Regions from separate parts of the Homo sapiens genome. Here region 1 is linked to region 2. Evidence: chromatin contacts called from ENCODE Hi-C data. All regions are on one chromosome and are shown on one strand. Each heading gives the region's core, a stretch centred on a gene start or an enhancer-like site at or near the end of the contact. The rest is flanking DNA. Distances are from core to core; before and after follow the strand shown. Region 1 overlaps LINC02150 (long intergenic non-protein coding RNA 2150). Region 2 overlaps LINC02150 (long intergenic non-protein coding RNA 2150).

Region 1 (6,582 bases), core at 2,610-5,109, 40 kb after region 2:
ATATCTCCAGGGCAGTAGATTTTGCTCCAAGAGGTTTCTAGAATAAGCCAGAAAAGTGAATTAGTGAAATCAAAGCCAAGGCCAGTCTGAAATCTGTAAAATCAAAGCCAAGGCTGAAAAAGCAATCCTTCTTCCATTTCCATTTCAAATTAATATCAGCTACACTGTACAATTCAGCTCATTCTAGTGTTTTTAATTCAGAGATTCAGAGATGAAATTAAATGATAACATAACAACAAAGTACAATAATACAGTATAACAATGTAGATATCTGAAATTTGAATCCAAACCCTCTTCCATTTTAAATTTCCTAGCAAGAAATTAGAGTTTAATGATTAAAATTCCTATGCAGATTAAAGTTCAAACATTCACAGCAATTAACATCTGGAAGTAAATTCTATTTCCCTATCTGTTAAAAATTCAAAGATATTGCCATACCTTCATTGCTTAATTTATTATTCTGGCTGTTTTAGCCAGAGGGTTCTTACTGTCTATGTCAGCAATTTTCCAACTTTTTAATCTCAGGATTTCTTGAAACTCTGAGTAATTGTTGAAAACACCAAAGTACTTATTAATATTTATTATATTATAAATTAAAACTGAGGCATTTAAAAATACTTATTCATTTAAATATAACAAAATAAACCCATTTCAACTTAACATAGATAGCATGTATTTATGAAATGGGGTATGAGAAGATACTGGTCAAACTGTGCAAAATTTCAGTGATGCATGAGAAATATTTTAGTAATCATCGCAAAGCATGATGACTATAGTTAATAATAATTCAAAACTGTACATTTCAAAACTGCTAAAAGAGGAGACTTCATTTTTTTTACCACAAAAAATGTTAGGTATATGAGGTGATAGATATGTTAATTAGTTATATTTAATTATTATACCATATACATGGTAGACCATATATATATTATATTTGATATATATGATATATATCAACACATCACATTGTACCCCATAAATATATGAAATTATTTGTCAATTAAAAATAAATTAAAAAATATAGTGAAAAAGTGTAGCTTTTTTTTTTTCATGTTGGCGAATCCTTCTCATGTTTGGTTTAATAGAAGGCAGCTGGATTCTGCTCTTGCCTTCAATCTGTTGCAATATGTTTTTTGGTTGAATAATCTGAAGAAAATTCAGCCTCACACAGACATGCAGTTGGAAAAGGCAGGCATATTTTTATACCAGTTTCAGATAATGGTGGATTTTCTTATTTGATATTATGATGATGATTGACAAGTGGTAGTTTCTGAAAAGTTAGTGCAATGCGTTGAATCTGAAACCAGGTCAGTGAAGTTTTCACACGTTGCTGTATTAAAATCCATGATAGCATCTTGCATTTTGAAAGAATCCCTTATCCATGCATAATTTTGTTAACATCATATGTTGGTCATATGGAAAATATTGGTTCACTGAGTTAGGCAGATCTCCCAAATCTTGACACGTTTCATTATACAATACCAAAAAATCATATTTGGTAATATTTCCATGCACCTCATCAGAAAAGTCTTTCGGTATTAAGAAGCTGTCAAGCTCACAGTGCTGGACACATGTTTTTTAAAATCCTGATTTTCACTTGAAAGCTTGAATTTTATTATTAGTGACAATTATTGTCAGCTATTCTCCTTGAAGTGACAGGCTTTCCTTGTTTATTTTTGAGCAAATAGTTGTCAAATACCCAGGTTTGAATAATCACAGTAGTTCCATTAAGATAAAAGAAATGCTCATTTAAAAAAAGAAAAGAAAAAGCCTAGTTCTCTCTTAATCTAAACAACTGCACAGTGCTTGCCCTTGAAACAACCTTCATACTTTGGTATGTTGCAAATGTAATCTATGCAACTTCCCACTTTGTCACATGAACTATTAAAAGGACATGTCCTCAATCGATAAGATTTAATAAAACTAATATTTTTTTACAGTTTCATTAAGGACAGTCTTAAGTGAAAGTGACTTAATTTTTTTTGTGTGTGAGTGCTTGATGGTGAATAATTCAATGACTGCTAGTATACTTGGGTGTCATAGTGGAGAGAAGAGAGAAGGTAGTGTCTTTTCCTCACCTGTAGCAAAGTTCATGGCAGGGTTCCTATAAAAAATGATAGATTGACTTAATTAGTTTTACGTGACATAGGAGCCTTCATAAGGAAATGAAGAAACAAAGGAATAGGGGAACCTATATCTTTTTATGCTAAGTTTGGTGAAGAAGTGAATACTTGTGGAAAAGTATGCTTGGACAAAAGGGGTATGGTTTAATGGTAATAAGTTGGGGGAAACTTAGCAAGTCCTGTTTGTCTACATTGTTCTTTGTGTTTCTGTCTGCAGAGACAAGGACATCTCTTTCCTCTGGGTATAGGGTGGGCATCTCTCACATGAGGGTCTTATGACCTGGTCCAGAGGAAGGTCAGAGAATTCTTTCTACGTTTTATGGCTTGCTTTAAGGGGACCTTCCTCTGCTGTTTCTGCTGTTTTCTCAAATGTCGAGGTACCATATTTTGGAGTAGCATGTCCTGAAGCCCATCAGTGCTGTGTCTTGACATATGCTAAGGGCAAGCTCTTTACCTCCCCATGCTTTTGTGCCACCAGTGCAAATGTCAATAAATGGAAAAAACAGACTCACAAATACCATCTTACTTTTATTTTGAAAATCGTTTTGACATGGCAGAACCCCTGAAAATGTCCGGAGAACCGTTAATGGCCGATGAGCCATACTTTGAGGACTGTAGTCTAGGGAGATGCCTAGTTTGTTTCTATCTGGAATGGGCATAGTTCTTTTTAGGTCTCAGAAGTGATATTAGTTCAGTCAAAAGTTCTTCAATGCCTTTCTTTCCCCCAACTCGCCACCCAATTTTTCCACATCCATACCAACACTTGTTATTTTCTGGTTTCCTTAAGATTAAAAAAAAATTCTTATAAAATAATTTAAAGAGTTAATAGAACATATATCAGAACCCTGACCCCACATCCACCAAATTGAGCAAAGCAGCCCATTCCTAACTCCAGGGGCAGCTATTTCCAGCAAAATTAGGTTTCTAGAAGCCAGCAAAGTAGTTTGTCACAGAAAACAGCAGAGAATCAGATGAGTCAGGGATAAGATAGCTAGGGAAATCTGCCCAGCTACTGTCTTCTCCAGATGATGCTAGTTGTCATGAATTCATGAGCTTTGAAAAACATAATGGGGAAAAACAGTCTCCAAGCAAGGGCAGGTACCATGTCTGGGAGGAAAATCCACACATGTACACCTCCACTATCATACTAGCATACCTCGTTGCAAACTAGAAATTTGCCATGATGGTCACCCCATCTCCAGTAATTGATCTTTCTATTTTTGCCATCCACCATATTCATCACCTCCTAATTCGCATTTTCCATTTGCTTTGCCTTCTTATGCTTGGCACTAACAATTTAAATCTAGAACCTTACTTAGTGCTCTGCAGTGCAAATGCAATTCTCTAGCACTGTAATTTAAAAACAGCAAATAGGTTCCGAACCCTAATGTCTCAGTTCTCTTTTCTCTATAGATGAATCATTGCTTTACCTGTGTCTGCTTAGGAAATCTTGCACCTGTGTAGGTCAAGGGCCCCTTGAAGCACCTGTATGCAGAGGCCACCTTCACATGCTAACGGCCCACACCTGTGTTGAGCCTGTAGGGCCAGGATTGGCTCACAAGCTCCAAGAGACACCATCTATGGAGGACACCTGTGTGAACTAAGCTTAGCTTTTTGGTGGCTGTGTGGTCCCCTGTGCCTTCGCTAATCCTTGAACTACCTTGCCCTTTTGATGAGGCTGGGACACCTTATCAGCTTTTGGCACTATGCAAGCAACCCTGCCTCTCTGTAAGCTGTCAATGGCCTGTGAACAAAGGCATATGCCACAGCCACTTACCAAGGTCAAGTAGTACATAGCTCAAGGCTTAAAGCATTTGCCCGGGCTGTAGTGGTTAAAATCCAATTTCACAGTTGTATTAACCATTGTGTATGATCCTCTAAACCTTCCAAAGTTAAAACACCTGCTCATACACTAAGATCCAAGGCTCAAATCCACTTTGCTGGCTCAAACGCTCTACATACATTTTATTCTTCTGAAATTTTACTTCTGGTCTCTTTTCTAAGATTGCTGACATACCGTGCTAGGTATTAGTGAGTTTGAGTTTAGATCTCCCAAACTACAATCCCCCATGCCTTTGGCTACAGGAACCGAAGCTTCTTCCAAAAGACTTACAGTGATTAGAAGCAGAGAAAAATGGAAGAGAAAGGAAGAGAAGAAGAAAGTGCCTCCAGGTTCTCCTTCCAGACAAAACCATCACACTGAGACAGCTTTTCAGCTTTCTGAGGAGGAGGGAGTAAGGGGACAGGGAGAAGCCTGGAGTCTTAGGGAACGAGAATTCGGCACCCCTCTCCTACAGGAAAACACAGGGGAGGAGCAGAAGCATGACCTTGAGAACAACATCATAGCTCAGCTTCTTACCCACTGTGTATTACTTCCATCTCTATAAGCCACAGTTTTCTCATCTTTAAAATGGAGATTTTAATATCGACACAGAATGGCCATTATATGGATTAGAGATTCGCGTGTCAAGCTGCTATCATGCACACAGTAGACCCTTAGTAAATACGATTCCTGATCTCAGTGCAGTCACAGCCCAGAGGGGACAAAAACACATGCAAGCAGATATATGACAAGCCAGAGTATGTGCTCAAGTGCTAAAAGGAAAACGCCAAGCTCTCTAAGAGCCCAGACAAAGGAACATTTATTTAATTCTAACATGGGTTGGTGTGGTGAGTGGGGGATATTGTGGATGATTTCATGAGAAGGATGGCTCGGGGGTTGAATTTTTAAATTTCAAGAAGGGCTTTTCCTTCTCTTGGTTCATTTGATGAGCATGTTGTTTTGATCATCTACCAACTGTGAGGATCTGGGCAAGCAGAAATGTAAAATATAAATAACAGAATTCCAGAATCTATAGAGCTAGTTGGAGAAACATCACACACACACACACGCACACACACACACACACACACACACACACACAGCTCTAATATGAATGTTTATGCCCCCCATTCATATGCTGAAATCCTAACCCCCCAAGTGAGAATATTAGGAGTTGGGGTCTTTGGGAGGTACTTAGTTCATGAGGGCAGAACCTTTATGAGTGGACTTAGTGCCAGCATAAAGAGGTCACAGAGAGCTGCCTGCTCCTTCCATTGTGTGAGACACAGCGAGAAGATGCCATCTGTGAACAAGGAAGCAAGTCCTCACCGGACATGGAATCTGCTGGGGACTTCATCTAGGCCTTGCAAACTCCAGAAACGTGAGAAGTAAATTTCTGTTGCCTATAAGCCACCTAGTCTATGGTAATTTATTATAGCAGCCCAAAGTGATTAAGACACACACACACACACACACACACACCACATCCCCAAGTGCGTGCATAGCACAGACACAAGAGTAAGCCAAAGTACCGTATCTGTAAGCAAAGTGGTGCAAAGCACATGCCAGGCTTGGGCAGAGAATGCTGGAGGGACAGTGTAGAAGAGCTCATCTGAGACGTTCTCCTAGAAGCTGGGAGCTTAATGATAAGACAAAATTAGAAGAGGATGGGAAAAATGTTTGGAAGCAAGGTTATTTAAGGCCTATGGCAAGAAAGCAACACATTGAAAGTGGTCAGAATAAAGAAGGCTATTGGAGGAGGTTCCTTTGGAGAAGTTTGGTCCCATAGAGACACCCAAGTTAGGTTGAAGAATTTGGCTGTGAATGAAACGGCAGTATGGAGCAGGTGGTTTGGAAACAAGCCATTTCCTAGCTTTGTGGAGCCATTTCCTTCCCATCAGGATATTCCTTTTGGCATTTAAGATCTTTAAGATCACAGTTGCTGGGAGCGGTGGCTCATGCTTGTAATCCCCGCACCTTGGGAGGCCAAGGCAGGCGGATCACCAGAGGTCAGGAGTTCAAATACCAGCCTGGCCAAAATGGTGAAACCCCTGTCTCTACTAAAATACAAAAATTAACCAGGTGTGGTGGCAGGCATCTGTAATCCCAGCTACTTGGGAGGCTGAGGCAGGAGATTTGCTTGAGTCCAGGAGGCAGAGGTTGCAGTGAGCCAAGATCGCGCCACTGCACTCCAGCCTGGGTGACAGAGTGAGACCCTGTCTCAAAAAGCAAAACAACAACAATAAAAAAAACCCCCAAAAAACCCAACCCCCAAATCACAGTCTTATCACAAATGTATCCATGTAGAAAGCCTGCCAATGATACAGAGCACATTTCTCTTAAGGAGAGAAAGACACCATGACATGATATTCCAATAATGCCTCATTTATGTTTGAATATGAACATGTTTTCAAGCAGGTGAACTAAAGTTGAAAGCCAATGTTATTTCGTGATCTACATTTATGCCTATTTTCTGAGTATTTCATTTTGTGTAGAGAAGTTCAGTGAAAAGAATAAATGATTTCCTTGCCTATTAATGAATGGAAATAAGTTTAGTGGCTTCAATGTCTAGGGTTTCATCAGATTTCTCAGAAACTCAAAAGAAAGTAAATTGCGTGGTCTCAACTCAACAAACTG
Region 2 (6,790 bases), core at 23-2,522:
TCTCCTTTTATATTAAAATATTTAGGGGCCGGGTGCAGTGGCTCACGCCTGTAATCCCAGCACTTTGGGAGGCCGAGGTGGGTGGATCACAAGGTCAGGAGATCGAGACCATCCTGGCTAACATGGTGAAACCCTGTCTCTACTAAAAATACAAAAAAAAAAAAAAAAATTAGCTGGGCGTGGTGGCGGGCGCCTGTAGTCCCAGCTACTCGGGAGGCTGAGGCGGGAGAATGGCGTGAACCCAGGAGGCGGAGCTTGCAGTGAGCGGAGATAGCGCCATTGCACTCCAGCCTGGGTGACAGAATGAGACTCTGCCTCAAAAAAAAAAAAAAAAAATTTATTGGTCATTCATTTCATAGTATGTGTTTGTACTCTTAGTATCAGCTTAATGAAACTGTTCAGCAAATAAAATGGTCAATAATTTAAACATATACATTTACTAAATATAACTTTTATTTAAAAAATAGAAGTTTTTTTTAGAATTTATTAACTGAGCACTCCCTTTAAAGGAGTGAGTCCTACACTTTGGAGAAATGCACTCCTACCTCTGTTTTTGCATCTCTCTCCCTTCCTCTCCCTCTCCCTTTCTCTCTCTCTCTCTCTCACAAACACACACACACTGAATAATTGATAGTAATCAGAAATCTGTAACTTTTTTTTCATTTGAACTGGGGCTTATAGCATAGAGATAAAAATATGGGCTATGATAATCCAAATTTTGGGACTGACTGCACTCACTAGTGATATGCACCTGGGAAACCCACTAGGTCACTCTCAGCCCCACTTTCCTCATCTTTAAAATGAAGACATTTGGCTTCTGATTCTGTAAAGTCCCATCCACCCCTTTTATTCCACAGCTCTCTGGATTCTGAAGACCAGGGCTCCAATTCACAGTGTCCATTAATCCAGGAGCCACAAAGGCAAGTGCTTATTTGCATAGAAATAGAATGCTAATCAGGTGCAGACAAAGCTCATCAGAATCAAGACAGCTGTCAGGACAACACCCTTCTAAAGGTGCCCAGACAAGCCGAGCAGAGGCAGGAGAAATTAAATTTAGCTGGAGTAGTGGAGTGCTATCAGTTATCGGCGGCCCCAGGCACATTAAATGGCATCTGGCTTCTGAGTGCTTAGCAGGGGAGCTCTTATCGCTTCAGTCCTGGAATTTGGAACCATTTTCTGTTAGAGTAGAGGGATTAAAAACAATGTCTGGGCCTGATGGACAGTGGTGAACAGCCAGCCACATGGTGCTGTTTATTGTTGGTGGATAAGGAGTCTTGGCTGAGTGAAGCCAGGAGGCTGAGGTAGGGAGATTCTGAATCACCAGCAGACTACCAAGGTCACGCAGGAAAGTCTGGCCGACTTCTCTGTAGCTAAGTTTTCATCTTCATTTTGTGAACAGTTATCATCTGACTGTTATTATTAGAATAAAATGCAATAAGGTGGCAACAGCCCTTTGGAAAATTATAAATACCCTTGACATGAGTTTGAACAGTGCGCATCCACTTAGATGAGAATTTTCTTCTACCTCTGTTACCCATGAGACAGCAAGACCAGCCCCTCTTCTCCCTCCTGTTCCTGCTCAGCTGACTCAAGGTGAAGACAACAAGGATGAAGCCCTTCAGGATGATCCACTTCTACTTAATGAATAGGACATAGATTTTCTTTTCTGTGTGATTGTCTCAATAACATTTTCTTTTCTCTAGTTTATTGTCAAGAATGCAGTATATAATATATATAAAGTACAAAATATGTGGTTAACTGACTGGTTGTGTTACTGGTCAGGCTTTGGTCAACAGTAGGCTATTAGTTAAGTTATTGGTGAGTTAAAAGTTATACATGGATTTTCTATTGCGCAGAGGGTTAGCCCCTTAGCCCCCATGTTGTTCAAGGGTCAACTGTGGTGTGAAAGTTGTCATAACAAAAATGGAGTCCCTTGTGTCAAACCCTAGCAAATGGAGCTGGGGAAGGCCATGGAGGGCTCTCATGCACAATTTTCCTGATAATGGGAACTATCACAAGAAATGTTTTCAAACTGCAGCTTACTACGTGAGTCACTCAAGGCAAGTTAGCAGCACAAGGACGGCTAGCCACTTATACAAGAACACCTGCTTGTTTCAAAAACTGTCTCACAAGCCCAGTTCAAAACTACAAGGGCTTAAACATAACTCCAAGATTACAAGTCCGACCTAGCAACTGCTGACACTTGTCAATCAGAATTTGCCAGCTCTTGTTAGATGATGCCAACACCAACGAGCTTTCTTTCAAAACAACTTGTATACCCTCCTCTCTCCCTAGTAAAACTCTAACTTTCCTTTGTTTTCTGGACATACCAGAGACCACACTGGTCTCTGTATCTGTCCGAAATTGTAATCCTATTTCTTTGTTTATTCCTAAATAAATCCTTTTTATGTATTTTTATTTCAAGTTGACAGTACGATCCATACAAATAATCAAATTTCAGGCAACCAATAGTCATCATTTATTATATGCTTGATACTGGGAATGGTAATAATAGCCAAGACTTATTAAGCACTTACTAGGTAGATACTTTGTAAGTACCATCCTTATCCCCACTGGGGAGTTTAGAAAATGGAGACAAAGTAATTTGTCTGAGATCATAGGTGTTGTGTGGCTGGGCTGAGGCTCCAATTCACTCTGGAACCTGCAATCTTAGCCATAATTATACATGCCCTTTAATAATAATCATGGCCTTATTTAGAAATAAATCCAGTCTTTTATGTAATATATATTTCACTTATATGAGATATTATAATCTTGATATATATTTTAGTTAACAAAGAATAAAGCACATTTTCGTGTCTTTAAAAATTGCTCCTTGACATAATCAAAGGCTACATATTATAATGAAAGGAATTACTATAATCTAAATAGATACACTTAGTTTCTTTCTATTACAAATAATTTTAAAAGGAAAATTTGTCTATAATTTGTATCATTTCTCAAAAGTGAAATTATTGTGTAAAAGAGTGTGTATGTTTATTTTAAATTTTAAAAATTACAGTCCAGAATTCTTTTATTTTTGAGACAGAGTCACCCAGGCTGGAGTGCAATGGAGTGATCTCGGCTCACTGCAACCTCCGCCCCCTGGGTTCAAGCTATTCTCCTGCCTCAGCCTCCCAAGTAGCCGGGATTACAGGCACCAGCCACCATGCCTGGCTAATTTTTGTATTTTTAGTAGAGATGAGGTTTCACCATGCTGGCTAGGCTGGTCTTGAACTGCTGACCTCAGGTGATCTGCCTGCCTCGGCCTCCCAAAGTGCTGGGATTACAGGTGTGAGCCACCATGCCCGGCCCTAAATTTCAAGTATATCTAAAAGTAGGGAGAATGTTGTTATGAATCCAGCATTCCCATCACCAGCTTCAGCAATTATCAACACCCAGCCAATCTTATTTCATCTATTCCCTCCCCACAGAGCAATTATTCTGAAGCAAATCCCAGATGCTATCTCATCTATAGAGATTCCATTTTGTATTTCTAAAGGATTAAGACTCTTTTAAAAAATACCTGCAATATCATTGTCACATCTAAAAAAATTAACAATAATTATTTAATATTGCCAAATGCCTTGTCAGTTTACATTTCTTTGATTGTATTATAAACAGTCATGTGCCATATAACGATGTTTCAGTTGATGAAGGATCACATATATGAAGGGTGGTACTATAAGGTTATAATACCATATTTTGACTTACCATCATGTTATAATTTCCTACAGTATTCAGTACAGTAATATGCTGTGCAGATTTGCAGTCTAGAAGCAATAAATAATGTAGACCTGCTCAAAAATGAGGAAAGCCAAATGTTCTCATTGGATATTTCCTTCTCCTCTCATCACTTAGTCCACTAAGTAACCCTTTTCCTGTAAGGGAATCATATATAGTGTTAAAAAAAAAAAACTCAAACATGTATGTTTGTCTATGTATGTATGTGACAGTGGCTTTTAATTGATATTCACCAATTTTCTATATCTATGTACCAGAAGCTCAAATACAATTTACTTTCATATCCCCTTCTCTATTTCACCCCCCCAAAAATAAACTGTTTATTAAACATTTTTCTTTTCATCTCCATCTTCCTTCAAGAGGACACACATACCCTCCAAATTTTCTCTATACAAGGAATTCTACCTTGATGCTAATATGGCCACTGACCTGTCACTAACTAATGAAAAGAATCAGGCAGTATTTGCTCTGATTGGCTTGTTGGTGTAATGAGCAACATTTATGAAAAATTCCGTATATTTTTCCATCTCATTTTTATTTTTTTCCCCTTTTGTTCTTTGTTCATATTTGTTTGGCATCTCCCAGAATTTCCAAATTCTGGGATTGGAGGATTGGAGGCACAAAGCGGGCAGAACTCAGCATCACATCAGCTATCTCTGGGTGAGGGAGAGTTGGAGTTGGTAAGAAAAGAGAAAAGTGTCTGGTGCAGAAGACACTTTGAGGATGATTTTTCACATAAATGTTTCACAGAGTATCTTGTGCAGGTTGCTCAGAGAAGCATCTAATTGTATCGAGGGACTCTCAGGTGAAGAGGTGCTGATATAACGTTCTGCCCCAAGTTAAAATGCATTGTTTTAGGGAAGTAAAAAATAAAGAAATGAAAAGCAGTCTCTGCCATCTGGGAGCCTTATACTCCTAGCTGGACCTCAGTGCTGTTGCAAGCTGGCCTGGAGCTCATAGCTGGGCCCTGTTCTCCTGCTTACATAAACAATCTCACAGAGCAACCAGGACCAAGCAAGGTCACTCTGAGACCATGATGAAGTGAGACAAAGCAAGGCCATGTGCAACCCATAAAATACCAAACATCTCCCTCTCTCAGCTAAAATGAGTGACCGCTGTTTCTTTATCAATTACAGTTTTATCCTTGCTCTAGTCTGCCCTCCCCATGGAAAATATTAATATACCAAATAATAGGATTCTCCCCACATTCTGGCAGCATCCAATCTAAACCAAGCTCCCACTTCCTTAGACCTTCTCCCTGCCAATGATCTAATCAAATCAAAGCCCCAGTCATATGATAGGCTCCTTCTAATACCCTCTTTGTGGTTCCTCCTGGAGAACACTCTTCCTTGCTGCAATGAATAATAAACCCAGTTTCAATGATGGAGTGTTCCTGATGGGCTTTGGCTGAAGGGTATTGACAGAGGTAAATTTACAAACCATATTGTTTTCTTTTCATTTAATCATTGACTAGTGACAATGAAAGGCAGATTTGAGACCATTCATTCCTTCCTTTTTTATTTTGTTTTACTTTGCTTTATTACCAACAGCAGAACTCTTTTTTTAGACAAAATCTTAAGTCATATCCCAGTATAGGAAGCAGATGAAAGGGAAACTGCTCTGTCACAAACATGGCAGCTCCTGGGCCCCATGAGCTTGGGTCCCTATGCCTATTCCCACAGTGGCCTGAAGGCACTTCTGCTTGTTAGAGGGACCCATGTAGAAAACAACTGGTCTAGCCTAAATTCCTTATAATCTGGATTAGGCATCCAAGATCCAGTTTTGTGAGTTCCTCAAAGTCACCCTGCTTGTTAGGGGAACATCTTAGGTGAAACTTCTGGTTTCCTGACTCCCAGGCCAGGGCCAGAATTCTGCAAGAGTCCCTTCTCTCTTCACAGGAGTTCAGGGCCAGTTCACCAGCTCCAGTGACCTGTTCTGGGTTGTTCATGTGGACATGGTTGTCTGACTCTCCCCAAAGATGCTCACTGCATCAGGACCCTGGCCCCATCCAACGTCCAATACCTCTGCACTTTCCCTTTTCTACTTTCTTGACCAATAGCCACAGTAATGACCATGGTGGTGCCATGATAATCACATAAAGATTCCCTTTAATGCATGACTGTGGGGAAGAGTTCTACCAACTGTGGAATTAATATGAGGCTTAGAAATGGGATTCCCAGTTAAAAGCATTTGGTCCTTTTTACTAACTCTAAATGAACTCTAAATACTTGAATCCTTGAGGTAAAAGCACTGGTGAGGAAAGGAAGATGAACTTGGGAGTTTTGTGAAAAGAAGGCCAAGAATCATGGCCTCAGAAAATAGCTTGAACAACATCATTCTGCAGCAATGTGAGGAGGTGTGAGTCTGCTTTATGCAGCATTTGCACTTACCAGGAAGAAGAAATCATGTCTCTTCTTGCCTGGTGCACAGGAATGCTATACACATACTAGAAAGTGATCTACACTCCCTGAAAGAAAGGGGCCATAGAAGTCCAGGGGGAACATATCAAAACATTTTTTGTGATGTTTTTCATGATGTTCCTCATATTCAGAAGGGATGTCTGTTGTGGGTGACTGAAATGTCATATAAAGTGAGAAATGTTCTTGTCAGCCCCAGTTCAGTAGACAGGGTAAGCAGTCAGCCCTAATGAGTCAAGTGGGGCTAAGAAACAAAAAGGACCATGCTGAGTTTGTTCTGTGTCTAACACAAGGATCCAGATGGAGATTCATGATGTGGCCAGACCTCTTCCACGTGAATTTAGGCTGCTTCCATTATTACAAGTCATACATCTTTCTGGGTCAGGCTGTGTCACAACTCAGGCTAGTTTTTAAAAAAAATCACATTCTGACCTGTTCATAAACCACAGTGCAAAGTAATGACCCAGAAACACCAGGAAAGGGATCTGTAAATGTATTTTCTCATCAGACCAATTGGAAAACAAACACCACTAATTTTTTTTGTAAAAACATTATTAATATATACATTTTTATCTTTAAGCTGCCCCATAAATAACAATTAACTGCCCTTGAGCACTTACCAAGTGTCA

Evidence for each region. Hi-C counts contacts between places; a loop is a spot of excess contacts on that map. Pooled maps may share reads with other maps.
Region 1: a map of heart left ventricle shows a loop between it and region 2 (17-fold over the local background). The contact joins two enhancer-like sites. A Hi-C loop is called at or near these places in 3 of 168 maps with a recorded cell type or tissue (Right ventricle myocardium inferior, heart left ventricle and heart right ventricle) and 6 of 50 pooled maps.

What each region holds. Positions count from the first base shown.
Region 1 is chr5:16,376,153-16,382,734 of GRCh38, reverse strand. The region is part of intron 8 of LINC02150 (long intergenic non-protein coding RNA 2150); the gene reads left to right. Among named protein-coding and RNA genes, the nearest start is that of LINC02150, 62 kb to the left of the region's middle. Within about 2 kb of position 3,859, at least 3 of the 41 ENCODE cell types and tissues checked have a DNase peak (open chromatin) inside an H3K27ac peak, as active enhancers do.
Region 2 is chr5:16,413,018-16,419,807 of GRCh38, reverse strand. All of the region lies in intron 7 of LINC02150 (long intergenic non-protein coding RNA 2150), which reads left to right. Among named protein-coding and RNA genes, the nearest start is that of LINC02150, 25 kb to the left of the region's middle. Within about 2 kb of position 1,272, at least 3 of the 41 ENCODE cell types and tissues checked have a DNase peak (open chromatin) inside an H3K27ac peak, as active enhancers do.